2 separate regions of the Homo sapiens genome follow, and region 1 is linked to region 2. The links are chromatin contacts, found by Hi-C in ENCODE. All regions are on one chromosome and are shown on one strand. Each heading gives the region's core, a stretch centred on a gene start or an enhancer-like site at or near the end of the contact. The rest is flanking DNA. Distances are from core to core; before and after follow the strand shown. Region 1 holds the start of FGD5-AS1 (FGD5 antisense RNA 1). Region 2 holds the start of ATG7 (autophagy related 7).

What was found. Hi-C counts contacts between places; a loop is a spot of excess contacts on that map. Pooled maps may share reads with other maps.
Region 1: a map of CD8-positive, alpha-beta T cell shows a loop between it and region 2 (27-fold over the local background). The contact joins the promoter of FGD5-AS1 here to the promoter of ATG7 in region 2. A Hi-C loop is called at or near these places in 3 of 168 maps with a recorded cell type or tissue (CD8-positive, alpha-beta T cell and breast epithelium) and 7 of 50 pooled maps.

Annotation. Positions count from the first base shown.
Region 1 is chr3:14,947,190-14,949,889 of GRCh38, reverse strand. It overlaps FGD5-AS1 (FGD5 antisense RNA 1), which reads left to right and starts at 1,449. Exons shown (of 2, transcript NR_046251.1): 1 at 1,449-1,877. It overlaps NR2C2 (nuclear receptor subfamily 2 group C member 2), which reads right to left and starts at 2,307. Exons shown (of 14, transcript NM_001291694.2): 1 at 1,984-2,307. RefSeq lists enhancers at 403-1,090, 1,445-1,644, 1,091-1,778, 2,467-2,700 and silencers at 1,245-1,304, 1,695-2,114, 2,135-2,204, 2,255-2,684.
Region 2 is chr3:11,271,069-11,273,768 of GRCh38, reverse strand. It overlaps ATG7 (autophagy related 7), which reads right to left and starts at 1,372. Exons shown (of 21, transcript NM_001349232.2): 1 at 1,339-1,372. RefSeq lists enhancers at 587-1,176, 1,325-1,454, 1,177-1,768, 1,725-1,774.

The sequences.
Region 1 (2,700 bases), core at 200-2,699, 3.7 Mb before region 2:
ATGTATGTGTATAAATATCTCTATCTCGAGAGAGAGAAAGAGAGAACTCACACACAGAGAATTATATTCAACTCCAGCCTGGGCGACAGAGTGAGACCTTGGTCTCAAAAAATAAATAAATAAATAAATAAATCATATTCACATGTTTGAGGACCAGTGTCTTACTTTTTTGTATTCCCAGCCTAGCACATAGTGCCTGGAGTATTCGTAGCACTCAGGAAATACTTGATGAACTGAAAATGTATATAAGAGGCTGACGAAGGATTTGAATCTGGAAGTAAAGTGAGTTTCTGAGGCCCTCCTCCCAAGTCATGTATTCATCAGTAATTCATATGAAGGCTGTATTTTCCTCGACTTTCTTATTACATTGAAGATTTGTTCCTCACTACCGTTGCTATATTTCACAGCCTTTGGCTTGGAAACAAAGTGGGATAATGGACAATTACTAGTTCCAACCAACTCTCCAGCCACAAGCAGCCAGTTCTCGATCACATCAAATGCTCTTCCTCCAGGGCCGTTACACGGGATGTCCTGTCTGGAATGCCATTCCTCCCTTGGGTTCCTCTGTTCAAACATCACTTACTCAGAGAGGCCACCCTGACCATTCCATCTAAATTAACGCCTCAGGTCTTCTTCAGCAGGTCATTTGGCTTCTTTTCTTTCACAGAACTTATGACTCTCTGGAATTATTTGTCTATTCACCCCCCAGCCCCCAACTCTAGTGAGGGCAGGGGTCTTGTACAGCTGGTTCTCCAGATGTGTCCCCAGTGCCTAAAAAACTAAGTCAACATGTATTCAGCGAACGAATGAGAAGAGAATCACTCCCGAATTGTGCTCTCTCAAACCCCAAATACCCTTAACGCTTGCCTCTCCTGGTGGCTGTAATCCCATTTTTAACAATAACACCATTTTCAAGTGACTCTGAAGCTCGCAAAGTAGCGTTGCCTCCATTTTCTGAGTAGAGCCCCACAAACAATGCTCAGAAGGGAGGTCCGGCCTGGCAAGAATGCGCATGCCCCCCATTTACAGTCGATAAAATTGAGCCTCATTAGGGGATTCGCCAAGGCCGCTGCGAAATAACGAGCAGGAGCCCTGAAAAGTGTCCTGGTTCCGAAAACCTCTTCCCACGAGAGCGCATCGTGGACTCGAAATGCTTCATCACCTTTATTACTATTGTTCCTCAGTACTCATTCGAGACGCGTTCCAGGCGGAGGGAAGCAGCCCACCTGCTGACCCAAGACCAGGCGCCGGCCTCTCCACCCGGCCGCGCCCCTCGCGCCCCGCCCCCGGCCCCGCCCCCGCCGACCCGGCCCCACTCTTCGCCCCGGCCTCTACTCCCGCCCCGCCAGGGCTCCCGCGCCCCATAAGGACCACCCTCTTCCGCCTCAGCCAATCAGCAAAGCTTAGGGGGGCGGTGCCACAGGCCCCGGCCCTCCTATCTGGGCGCCAATTAGCCAGCCCATCCGTCGCTCACGAGGTCGCGCCTCGCACCCGCCTTCCTCCTTTTCTTTTACCCTCCCCTTCAGAAAAAACGGCGGTTGGGCTGCGACGGCCGCCAAAGGCGGACTAGAAGCGGAGGGGTGAAAATCCCGGCAGAGAAGGAAGAAGGGACTGCAGGCGGGAGGAGGAGGAGGATAAGGAGGAAGGGAGCCCGCCCAGCCGGAGCCATCTCCGTCGAGAACAAAATGGCGGCGCTGGCGGAGGGCCAACTATAAGGCGGGGCCGCGGCCATTCCCCCTCCACCCCCACCCTTGCGCCGGCCGGGCCGGTCAGGGGGAACCCGCTCGCTTCGCCCGGCCGCGGGCGGGGAGGGGAGGGGAGCGGCCCGGCCCACTATGCAAAGCGCCGGGCGCCGCCGCCGCCACCCCGTGGCAAAGGTAAAAGGGTCGGGTTCAGCCGCCGCCGCGGCGCCTCCATGTCCGCGCGCCAGGCCCGCCCCCTCCGCCGCCGGCCCGAGCCCGCCCGACCCTCTTTCAATTTTACCTCAGGATTTGGCGCCAAAGCGGCCTCGAAGCGGGTCCCGTGTCTGCGGCGGGCGGCCCCCGGCGCGGAGGGCAGGGCGCGGGGAGCCCGGGCTCCCGGTGTCGGCGGATGGCGGGAGCCCGGGGGCCGCGGGCTCGCGGGGCAGCGGGCGAGAGACGAGACGCCGAGGTGGGAGCGGGGTGGCGGGGACGGGCCCGGGGGCGCCGCCGGGGTCGCGGAGAAGGGGGGGTTTGTTATTGTTTTTGTCAGTGAAAGGTCAGAGTTCGTGACCCCGGTGCCGCCGCCGCCGCCGCCCGCGCGCTGGTAGGAGGAGGGCGAATGTTCTTCTTCCTCTTCCCAGCGCCAGCCTCGCCGCCGCGGCGGGGGGCGGGCGAGAACGCGATTGGCTGAGGCGCGCGCGCGCACCGGAACGCCGCAGCCGGCGCTCGGTCCATCCGGCCCGTGGGCTGTGGGGCCCCGGGCGGCGGCGGCTACGTAGCTGCCGCCGGCCTTGGCCGCGGCCGGGCGGGCGGATATGTGGCTTAAATGGCGCAGGCGTCGGGGCCTAGAGGCTGAAGGGCTGGTCGTCCTAAAAACTCGTGGACGTCGCGCACGGTTACCCGGACGCAGGCCCGCCCCTCTGGGGAACCGCGAGCTCCTCGCAGCTGGGTGGGGACCGTCCTCGCAGTGGCGGCCTCCACCCTGCCTTCTCGCTTAGCCAAGGCTTCTGGAAGGCTC
Region 2 (2,700 bases), core at 123-2,622:
ATTATTAGAAGGTGCCATGAAACAGGGTTCTTTTTCTTCTTATTTTACTGATAGATCACCAGTGCCCACAATAATGCCAGGCACATAACAGGCAAATATTTGTTTTATTCATTCATCCAACAAATATTTATTGAGCATATATAATATGCTAGGCATTGCTCTATATGCTGGGGATATAACAAAACATGACAAAATTTGCTGTCACTGTTAAGTTTACTATGAGCAAATACATTAAATATGCTTAGCCTAGAGAAGAAAAGGTGAGAAGAGGAAGACAAACTAGCAGCTTTCAATGATGTATAGGGCAATTAAATGCAGGGGTGATTCCAAGAGCCTGAAGGAGGAACAGTGAGCTAAGATTACCGAGTAGCTGCTTTCAGCTCAACCTAAGAGTCAGAACTGGGGGAGGACCAAACAGGAGCAACCAGAAGTAGAAAGCTTTCTGTCACTGAAGAAATCTGGCCAGTGGGCAGAGGTGTCAGAGAAAAAAATCTAAGTAGTCAATGAAAAAGGGAGTCTGGGATCCAGAGGTCCCAAACTGACAGCCACAGATATGACTGGTTACAGTTGAACAGGGTTTTGTAAAAACTGAGTTGCCAATGTTTTTAAACGCCAGAATTACTTGCCAATTTTTAAAAAATGGCATCAGTCGCCAGTGTTTAAAAATCAGGAAACTGCACGCACGTGCACACACACACGGTTTGGCTTGTACTTCTCCAACATCATGTACGTTAGTACTGTACTTATAAAATTAGAAGTTTGACTCTATTTCTGACAAATGTTCTAACACCTATATTTACCTTACCGGATTGATTCTTATTGTGCATTAGTTTCTAACCCTGTAACCAAGGAATCGAGAATCTTCTTTCTCAGAAAGTAAACTTATTTAACCTCCTCACTTAAACAAATGGCGGATTATCATTCCCATTTTGCAGATGGAAAAGCAGCTTAGATGGGGAAGGAACGTGCCAGAGACAGCAAATCCAGACACAGCCAGGCTGGGAATCCAAATGTCCCATCTCCCGTGTTCCAACACTGAAGATTCTGAGCACTGCCTACCAAGAGGACAGGAGGGGCTGACTTAGGAAATCAGCACGAGCTTCCAAGTCAGAAGACCCCGGACTGAACCAGTCTGAGGGGACGCGGCTACAGACGAAGGGCGCCAGCCGGAATCAGTGAGTCCCTGGAGGAGGAAGGACCACCCAGAAACTGGCAGAGGAGGATCCTGAGACTTGCTGTGACCCTCGCCCTCCCTGGCGAGCTCGCCCCTTGACTCCAGGCCTCCAAAACCGGCCCAGCAAGACCCCACTACACCCTCGCCCGCCGCGGCTCACTTACCGCCGCTCAACTTCCGGCAACCACAGCTCTCTCTGAGGCGCGCGCCCCGATGACGCAACGCGGTCCTGCCCGCGCTTGCCACTGGGAAGCGGCGCGCGTGCGCAAAGGAGCAGAGGCATGCCGGGGAAATGCGCCCCTAGCACCGAGCTAAGTGGGAGGAACTTGAGTCGTGAGGAGGGCGGGGCATCAGGGGGCGGTGACGCCCCCGGGGGAAGCGATGGAGAGCGTCTCCCTTACCAGATGTCGGAATGTCTACATTCCCTTCAGGCTTTTAAGAAAGTGCCCACGTTCTCTCTTTTGATTTCAGAGGATGACAGGAATGATCACCATGGTCATTCTCCAGGAGAGGCGGCATCAAACGCAGCACAGGGGCCATCAGGGTGGCAGGTGTGGAGAGCCAGGAGATGAGAATTTTAGTAGGAAAAGGCCAGTGAACGTCGACAGTGACCAACCTGCCTTTTCTAAACCAGCCATCATTCTCACAGCTCCTCACTGTCAGTGAGATAAAGTTATTCCCTCTCAATACTTGGTTAGATACTCTGCGCGTGCAAAGCACTGGACAGGTGTTGAAGATACAGCAGTGATTATGACAAGTTTCTCTGTCTGGCCTGTAAGGCCTTTCACAAATTAACTCTGATATACCACTCTAGACTCATAACAACAAGAGCGATGACTGCTATTAATTAACTAGCCACCATGTTTTCAGGGTTTTACATCTCTAATCCTCACAAGAGTCCTGAAACATATCCCCAAGTTATATATGAAAGAACAGAATCTAAGAAAAGTTAGGTGGCTTGCTGAAAGTTAAAGGGCTTTTGGGCCAGGAACGTAATCTGAAGTTTGTTTGATTCTGGCAAATAAGAAAACAAATCCAGACTAATAAGGATACTTATTAGAAAGGATTACTGCAGGCCCGGCGCGGTGGCTCACGCCTGTAATCACAGCACTTTGGGAGGCCGAGGCGGGCGGATCACGAGGTCAGGAGATCGAGACCATCCCGGCTAAAACGGTGAAACCCCGTCTCTACTAAAAATACAAAAAAATTAGCCGGGCGTGGTGGCGGGCGCCTGTAGTCCCAGCTACTTGGGAGGCTGAGGCAGGAGAATGGCGTGAACCCGGGAGGCGGAGCTTGCAGTGAGCCGAGATCCCACCACTGCACTCCAGCCTGGGCGACAGAGCGAGACTCCGTCTCAAAAAAAAAAAAAAAGAAAGGATTACTGCAAGAAGTGAGAGAGGTGGGAGAGAAGGAACCGTGCAATAGCAGAGGGAGACTATTGCAATAGTGAGATCACTCTGACCAAAACATCCGCAGATGTTTCAATGGTTAGGGAAAAAGAGGGTTCCCCCACCCCCCACCCTCCC